Regions from separate parts of the Mus musculus genome. Here regions 2 and 3 are each linked to region 1. A link is a loop called in an ENCODE intact Hi-C map of the cell type or tissue named here. Cell type or tissue: gastrocnemius. All regions are shown on one strand. Region 1 overlaps Rsph1 (radial spoke head 1 homolog (Chlamydomonas)). Region 2 overlaps Slc37a1 (solute carrier family 37 (glycerol-3-phosphate transporter), member 1). Region 3 overlaps Slc37a1 (solute carrier family 37 (glycerol-3-phosphate transporter), member 1).

Region 1 (2,500 bases):
TTCAAGACAAGGTTTCTTTGTATAGTCCTGGCTGTCCTGGAACTCACTCTGTAGACCAGGCTGGCCTCGAACTCAGAAATTCACCTGCCTCTGCCTCCCAAGTGTTGGGATTAAAGGCGTGCACCACCACATCTGTCAAATAAATCTTTTTAAAAAATATTTATTTATTTTATGTATATGAGTACACTGTAGCTATACAGATGGTTGTGAGCCACCATGTGGTTGCCGGGATTTGAACTCAGAATCTTCAGAGAGCAGTCAGTGCTCTTAACTGCTGAGCCATCTCACCAGCTCCCAAATAAATAATTCTTTTTTGTTTGTTTGTTTGTTTGTTTGTTTTCGAGACAGGGTTTCTCTGTATAGCCCTGGCTGTTCTGGAACTCACTTCGTAGACCAGGCTGGCCTCGAACTCAGAAATCCGCCTGCCTCTGCCTCCCAAATGCTAGAATTAAAGGCGTGTGCCACCACTGCCCGGCGCTAGTATACTTTTATTGATAGTGAGCCTGGCTCTTAATTCTTTTAAAAAGAGTCTTCAGCATTTTTTTTATTTTTATTTTTTTAGTGTGTGTGTGGTTTTTTTTGCTTGTTTCCATCATTTTTATGTTATTTTTTCTGGTGTTTTCTTTTCTTTCCAGGAAACTTGAACTTTGATGAAGAACCGTCAGACCTCCAGGATTAAGATAGTGGAGGCAGAAGACCACAGACACACCAGGCGTGCCTTAGTTAACACCAGTCAGCTAGGGCTGGTATCCACCACCTGTCAATCTCTCTCTCTTAGCTGTTAAGTTGTTTTTTCGGTTAACAAAATAAATCTCCAGGTGTTCAGTGTTGACAAATGAGCCTCTGATGTCGCTTCTGGGAACTGTTCTCCAGCTTCTCCTCATCGGCCTCGTTCCATGGAGAGGTTCAGGGAAGGGGTATGGACCTGTGGGGTGCACTTCTCATAAAACACTGCGACTGGAGTGTGTGTGCCCCAGGCTCTGTAAGAAGCCATCTGCCAGCTTTCTCCACTCTCTGGCAGGCTCCAACAAGGTTCCAGCCACAGGCTGTGCAAGGCCAGTCATAGGCGTTGCTGAGGAGGTAGTGGGCTCCACCTTCAGGTTCTTTGGTTAACTGCAGTTTCCTGCCTAACTCAGGTCAAGCGTCCAGTGAACTCACACCTGCTGTCTCCTTTCCCTCCCCTGTGTCTGTTCCCTGCCTCACTCAGCCTTGTTCCTGGAGGCTAAAGCAGAAGCTCTTAAATCGCATCCCACACAGCTCCGCCTCCTCTTCCCTCGAGCTGCTCAGAAGGGAAGGGCCGAGCCCTGATGCCACCTAACTCCAGCAGCACAGCTCCCGTACTGCTCAGAGCATTCTTCCCATTGTCCCCTAGACTCCCCGGGACAGGGTGCTAGGGAGTGGCTGAGTCCGATGCAAACGATCCATTCATTTCTCTGCTTTCCTGGAGAAGTTGCAGCAGAAATTTCAAGCATTCTCGTTTTTCTTAGGACTGACTTGTCCTTGCTCAGCCCATTGTTAGCAGTGTTAGCAAAGGGAATGATTGTGCACGTCTTAGCATTTGAGTCCCAGGTGAGAACACCCCGATAGAATAGGCCTACCCCTAGCTCCTCTGTGCTTGGCCCTTAGAATCACCCAGCCTTCTTACTCTGCACAATCTCTCGTCCAAATGCAGCAGCTATAATGGCCAGTGCTTTCACCTTCCCCCACACTCCTCTTCCGCATTGACACTCACCAAGAACAGCATGAGGGGTGGTGACGTTTTAGAAAGCCTATGTGACACCTGGCTCTTGTGGAGGTTCTCTGCACCCTGGGAAAGTCACCTTCAGAGGAAACACAGATGGACAGGTACCTCTGAGTTTCAGCAAGTCTGAGGAGGCCCAAGTGTGCATTGGTTCAGGTTCCCAGGGGCTGCTGGGTCATAAGCCACATGGGGTGGAAGGCCACTTTCCATAGTATGCCCTGGTCTAGTCTAAAAGCTGAGAGGGTCCAGACTGCAGATTCAGGTCCCCACTGTGTGGGAAGTCAGCTGGGGGGATCTCTGTGTTTTTTTTTTTTTTTCTAATTTCTTCCTTATGACCCTCAGAGGTTGCCGTGAGGGCCATGTGAGGCGATGCAGGTGAAACAGCACACGCAGGGAGGTGTGGCCATTTCTTGGTATTGTGCGACTCTGTGGAATCAGATTCATTGGCGAGGGATTTTCTGCAATCTAGGTTTTTAAGAGTATATAAAAACAGAGTACACACGTTGCTGGATTTTATGACCCTTTGAAAAATGCAAGACAAATGTTTTTCATAAATACAAGAAAGTTCTGGACCTTACAAATTGCAGGCTGTGCTCACTATCATAAAGCCTGTTGTAATTGGGTTACAGTAACTTCACCACTACATTATAAACAGCAGCCAAGACTATAGGACTTGCAATAATACTCAGAGGTTTTCTTATTTGTTTATTATATGAGCGCAGTTATGAAAGGGGCTGTCATCAGGGCTCTGTGTTTGGA
Region 2 (2,500 bases), 90 kb before region 1:
CAAGTGTGCACAAGTGTGCATGTGCATGTATGTGTGCACATGGGCACAGGTGTGTATGTGTAGGCACTGTGTGTGCACGTGCATGCATGTGTATGTACAAGCATACATCTGTATGCAGCTGCACAAGTGCTGTGTATGCAGGTGTGTCTACAAGGGTGTATGAGCATGTACGTGTGTACATAAGTATACACGTCTGTACATGGGCACAGGCGTGCACGTGTACACATGTGTACAAGTATGTATGTGCATGCATGTGTGAATGGAGCAAACTCAAGATGTCTGGGAACTCTTTGCATTATGTTTGTGAGTTTTTTGTCTTCAAGTCTTAAATTATGTCAAATAAACTTTGAAGGCTACACAATCAAGAGACATCTGTAGGGGGTGGCTTGCTCCAGCACCCTGAGCACTTGCCTCACAGCGGGTGGGTGATTCTGACAAGAAGACGTCCTGTCCAGCATGCTAAGGTGTTTGGAGAACTGCCCGCAGGTAACTGATTGCCTTACAGTACCCAAGAGCTGGGCTCTCTGCTCTTTACCCACACTGACTGCTCCAAGTGTGTATACAGTGTACACATTAACCTGTGACCTGGGAAGCTACTTAATAAACTTTCTCCATGTCTCAGCACAGTTGCAGGCAAATGGCACTACTCATGTGAGTTTACTCTGCACATCCTGGAGACCACAGTGTGGACCATGCCCAAGTTTTAAAACTGTAAATCCACAAAGTAGAGAGCAGAGGAGAGAAAAAACATGATTTTTTGGTTTGGTTTTTTTTTTTTTTTTTTTGACACCCATAGGGCAGAACCTGGGGACATCTCCCCATAGCTATGCTGGCTGAGCATGTGGCACAGTGGAAGGGGCAGCAGCAGCAAAAGGCCATCGGTTGTTCCCTCCACCACCTCAGAGTCTGGGTACTTCCTCATCAGTGACTCAGTGACACCCCACAGAAGAGCAATTGCTAAACCTCTGGGGATAGCAGACCTTATGAGGGGTATGAGGAAGGCACCCAAGAGAGGACAGGGATCCAGGGGACAACACCAGCCCCAAAGCAGACATCCACGCCCCAAAGCAGATATCCAAGCCCCAAAGCAGACATCCATGCCCCAGCCAAGGCAAGAACAATGAGCTCCCTGTGGGCAGGCTGATTCCAGGCACAGCTGTAAAGACCACCAGGGGGCGCTCTCCAAGCAAAAGGACTGCTCACACTCATTTAGTGGCTTACTCTTAAATACAAAGATTCAATGTGGCAGTACAAAAATACAACATAACATGGCTGCTTAGGCCGGGTGGTGGTGGTGCAAGCCTTTAATCCCAGCACTTGGGAGGTAGAGGCAGGCGGATTTCTTTTCCTTTCTTTTCTTTTCTTTTCTTTTCTTTTCTTTTCTTCTTTTCTTTTTTGGTTTTTCGAGACAGGGTTTCTCTGTGTAGTCCTGGCTGTCCTGGAACTCATTCTGTAGCCCAGGCTGGCCTCGAACTCAGAAATCCGCCTGCCTCTGCCTCCCAAGTGCTGGGATTAAAGGCGTGCACCACCACGCCCGGCTGGCAGGCGGATTTCTGAGTGAGTTCCAGAACAACCAGGGCTATACAGAGAAACCCTGTCTCGAAGAACCAAAAAAAAAAAAAAAAAAAAAAAAAAAAAAAACCCAAAAAAACAACAACAACAAAAAAGTGGCTGCTTAGAGGACCCATGGCTGAGAACAGGAACCAGGAGGAGGGAAACTCAGGGGCAGTTAACAAGGCAGATAAAAACCCCCAGCAATTAATTTTCACCTAACACGGTGTTTGAGGCACTAAAAGGACAGCTAAAATAAGAACAGAGAGGCTGAAAGATAAAGTCAAGGATGCCATTGATAGAACAAGTGAGGCAGGAAGGACAAGCAATCTGGAAACCTGACATCTGACTAACGTTTTCCAAAAAATGAGAAAGGCAAACATGTCAAAGAAAACTACAGTGCCCAACCTCCCAAATGCAGGCCCTGCTTCCAGGTGGGTGGAGAAGAGCCTGGGTGGGTGGTAAAGGGGAGACCCCAAAGCCCCAGAGGAGAAGAGTCAGGTCTGTGTGAAGAGCAGCTGAGACTGACAACTGATGCCGACTGCCAGCAATGGAAACTGAGAGACGATAGAGCTCTGGAAGAGGTGCTGATGTTAGGTGGAGATGAAACCCCAGTTCTACAGCCGTGTAAGCCCCAGGGATCTTAGGAGGCTACTAAGTGACAGTCCTACCACAGACGAGCAGTAAGTAGGAATCTGGCAAACAGGGCTCTGATGTCAGAGGGAGGAGAAGCCGGTGTGAGGGATGGGGAGGAAGCAAGGCTTATGTAGCTAGTGGGCAGCTGTGTGGCCTGTAACCAGGCTGCCAGAGGGTGGTGGTATCAGGGTAGGGACAACCAGGACAGAAGCAAACAAAAAGCAAAAGGAGGAGGGATGACATATCTGAGGACCTGCAAGGCTGACTTCCTGGCTGGAAGGAGGCAGCGTCAGCAGGTTCAGTGTGACTGGGA
Region 3 (2,500 bases), 53 kb before region 1:
GTGGTCCCTCGCCCACCCATGTAGGCCTAGCATCAATCCCGGAAGCCCCGGCAAGGCTCCCTGACTATGCTTGATCCCATGCCTTCAGTGATCCCAGAGGCCCCTTGTAGGTGTGGCCTGATGTTTGCTTTCTGTGATATGCCTCTGCCAGGAGCTAAGTGTGAATTCTCTAAGCAGGAAGGAATCACAGAGACAACATTCCAATTTCCAGGGCTGGTCACTGGTGCTGATGTCAGAGCCCTTGTCACATGTCATACACGGGGGCTTTTAATGCCACCCACTACTGTCCTCTGAAAGGCCTTCTTACTTGAAGGTCTCCAAGTGCTTCCCTGGAAAGTACTGGCTACCCCTTACTAGCACCGCCCTAGACAATGAAAAACTCTGGAGAAGGCACCCAGAACCCCAGAGGCAGTCATCCTTTATACTGTCTCCAGTGCCAGAAGCCTTTCGGGGGCAGCTAGCCCAGCTCAACTGGTAAGGTCATAACTCCAGAGTCCTGGGCCAGGTCCCTGCCGACTGTTGGAAGGCAAGCAGGGGACAGAGCTGTAAAGAGGTTGATCTTGGCACCAGACAGCATCCTTGGTTCTTCTACAATAGTCAGAAGCCATTCACTCCTGTAGTCAACCCACAAATCACACCCACTTCCGTCCCTGTTCTGATGTAAATACAAAGACTTGATGGCTATTGGGACACCTGTTCCCTAACTGTCACCTGCTCTCAAGGGTACACCCAGTGTCTGCACTACAGAGGCTGCTCCAGAGCAGGGAGAGAGGTCAAACCGCATCTAGAGTAGGAGCCACTTGGAGAAGCATTTAAGACTGGATCCACCAGGAAAGGAAACCCAGACAACATAAGTATTTAATTAAGTTTGGGAATTCTGGAACTGTAGTCTGATGGAGTCCTGCCTCTGAGGGAATAAAGCATGGAACATTGTAAAGATTTGAGTTCCTTCAGAAGGGTAGCAAGAACAAAATGTAGCAAAAAGGGCTGGTGAGATGGCTCAGTGGGTAAGAGCACCCGACTGCTCTTCCGAAGGTCCAGAGTTCAAATCCCAGCAACCACATGGTGGCTCACAACCATCTGTAACGAGATCTGATGCCCTCTTCTGGTCTGTCTGAAGACAGCTACAGTGTACTTACATATAATAATAAATAAATCTTTAAAAAAAAAAAAAAAAAAAAAAATGTAGCAAAAAGGCCCCACAACCAAGATGCTAGCTTGTCTCTAGCAACCCCACCCACTTCCTTCTGCTCCCCCACCTCCCACAAAGCCCTGTGTTGGAAGATCTCTTACCTTCACTATGCTGATAGGCTTTCGGGATAAGTGGAAGCTTGCATAGAGCAGAAAGGTCAGCATAAAAATGAAAGCCCGGTACCTGGAACACAGGAGAAGTGTCATACTGTGCCACCTTCCAGTTAGTCACACACCGGCCCCGTTTTCAATCTCACAAGGAAAGGCAGCCTTGAGCCCTGAGCCCCCAGCTCCAGTCCAGGTGCTAACAGCCAACATTGTTGCTGTCTTCAGACATACCAGAAGAGGGCATCAGATCCCATTACAGATGGTTGTGAGCCACCATGAGCCACCTGGGAATTGAACTCAGGACCTCTGGAAGAGCAGTAAGTGCTCTTAACCACTGAGCCATCTCTCCAGCCCACAGCCAATTATCTTAACAGCTGCTTATCTCAACTCTAACTCTTCCCTGTAGAAGGGACCTCAAAAGCCAGTGAGGCTCTGTTCTCTGAAACCCGGACTTAGGGGAGAGCAGTCGTCTGGCCAGTCCCTTGCGTACTTCTAAATACAGCTTGCTTTAATCAGACATTCATGGTTATGTTTTTTGTTTTGTTTTTGTTTTTTGTTTTTGTTTTTGTTTTTTGTTCTTTCTCTCAGAAGCCCTGCAGGATCTGGGAAAAGCGAACAGAACATCGTTTGCTCCCCAACCCCCACAACAAACAGCTCTCTAGTGGACTCTGCCTGGGAAGTCTACAATTCAAGCCAGGTTTGACACCCATCTACATGGCAATAGTGTCAGACTCCAGGATTGAAGAACCCATCCTCCCACACAGTCCCCACTAATACACTGACATCTAATAAATTGGGGTTCCTTCAGGCCCCGATGCTTGTTCAGTTCATTTGTGTGAGTGGCTCTCCACACCTGGAGAAACCCTCTTTTGCATTTGCTGTAAAGCCCTCAGAGCCCAGCCAGGTAGGCAAGAGTTGTCTCCCCTGACTAGGAGACTTCTGAAACCATAAACTGTAAGAAGTGACCATCTCTGCAGGATGCTCAGGGCTTGAGAAGAGTTGTCTAAAGCCTGGGCCAGCCAGTGTGGGGAGATCTGCGAGGAGAGTTGGCTCTGTGAGGGAAAGTACCTGACAGCCTCAGCTTGAGCCCCAGAACCCACAGAGTCAAAGGTGGGACTCCATCCCTGAGAGTCACACTCGACCTTTGCAACTCACCAGTGCAGGTGCGCATTCACACCCATACACACATAAACAAAACGAA

What was found. Hi-C counts contacts between places; a loop is a spot of excess contacts. Peaks named below come from ENCODE experiments on the same cell type or tissue, not always from the same donor. Only the 100,000 strongest peaks of a DNase experiment are listed, where the experiment ranks them.
Region 2: it touches region 1 in a loop (5-fold over the local background); 8 of 42 quality-filtered maps call a loop at or near these places.
Region 3: it touches region 1 in a loop (8-fold over the local background); 26 of 42 quality-filtered maps call a loop at or near these places.

Annotation. Positions count from the first base shown.
Region 1 is chr17:31,253,355-31,255,854 of GRCm38, reverse strand. It overlaps Rsph1 (radial spoke head 1 homolog (Chlamydomonas)), which reads left to right. Exons shown (of 9, transcript NM_025290.4): 9 at 636-836. The coding sequence ends at 679. It also overlaps a transcript of Ubash3a not described here. Among named protein-coding and RNA genes, the nearest start is that of Rsph1, 23 kb to the left of the region's middle. In gastrocnemius, no CTCF peak of the experiment used is centred here; a DNase peak (open chromatin) is centred at 1,050; H3K27ac peaks cover 405 bases.
Region 2 is chr17:31,343,028-31,345,527 of GRCm38, reverse strand. The region is part of intron 17 of Slc37a1 (solute carrier family 37 (glycerol-3-phosphate transporter), member 1); the gene reads right to left. Among named protein-coding and RNA genes, the nearest start is that of Pde9a, 42 kb to the left of the region's middle. In gastrocnemius, a CTCF peak has its summit at 1,167 (motif pointing right); a DNase peak (open chromatin) is centred at 1,165.
Region 3 is chr17:31,306,155-31,308,654 of GRCm38, reverse strand. Slc37a1 (solute carrier family 37 (glycerol-3-phosphate transporter), member 1) reads right to left here. Exons shown (of 20, transcript NM_001242427.1): 3 at 1,294-1,375. Among named protein-coding and RNA genes, the nearest start is that of Slc37a1, 11 kb to the right of the region's middle. In gastrocnemius, a CTCF peak has its summit at 1,517 (motif pointing right); a DNase peak (open chromatin) is centred at 508; H3K27ac peaks cover 619 bases.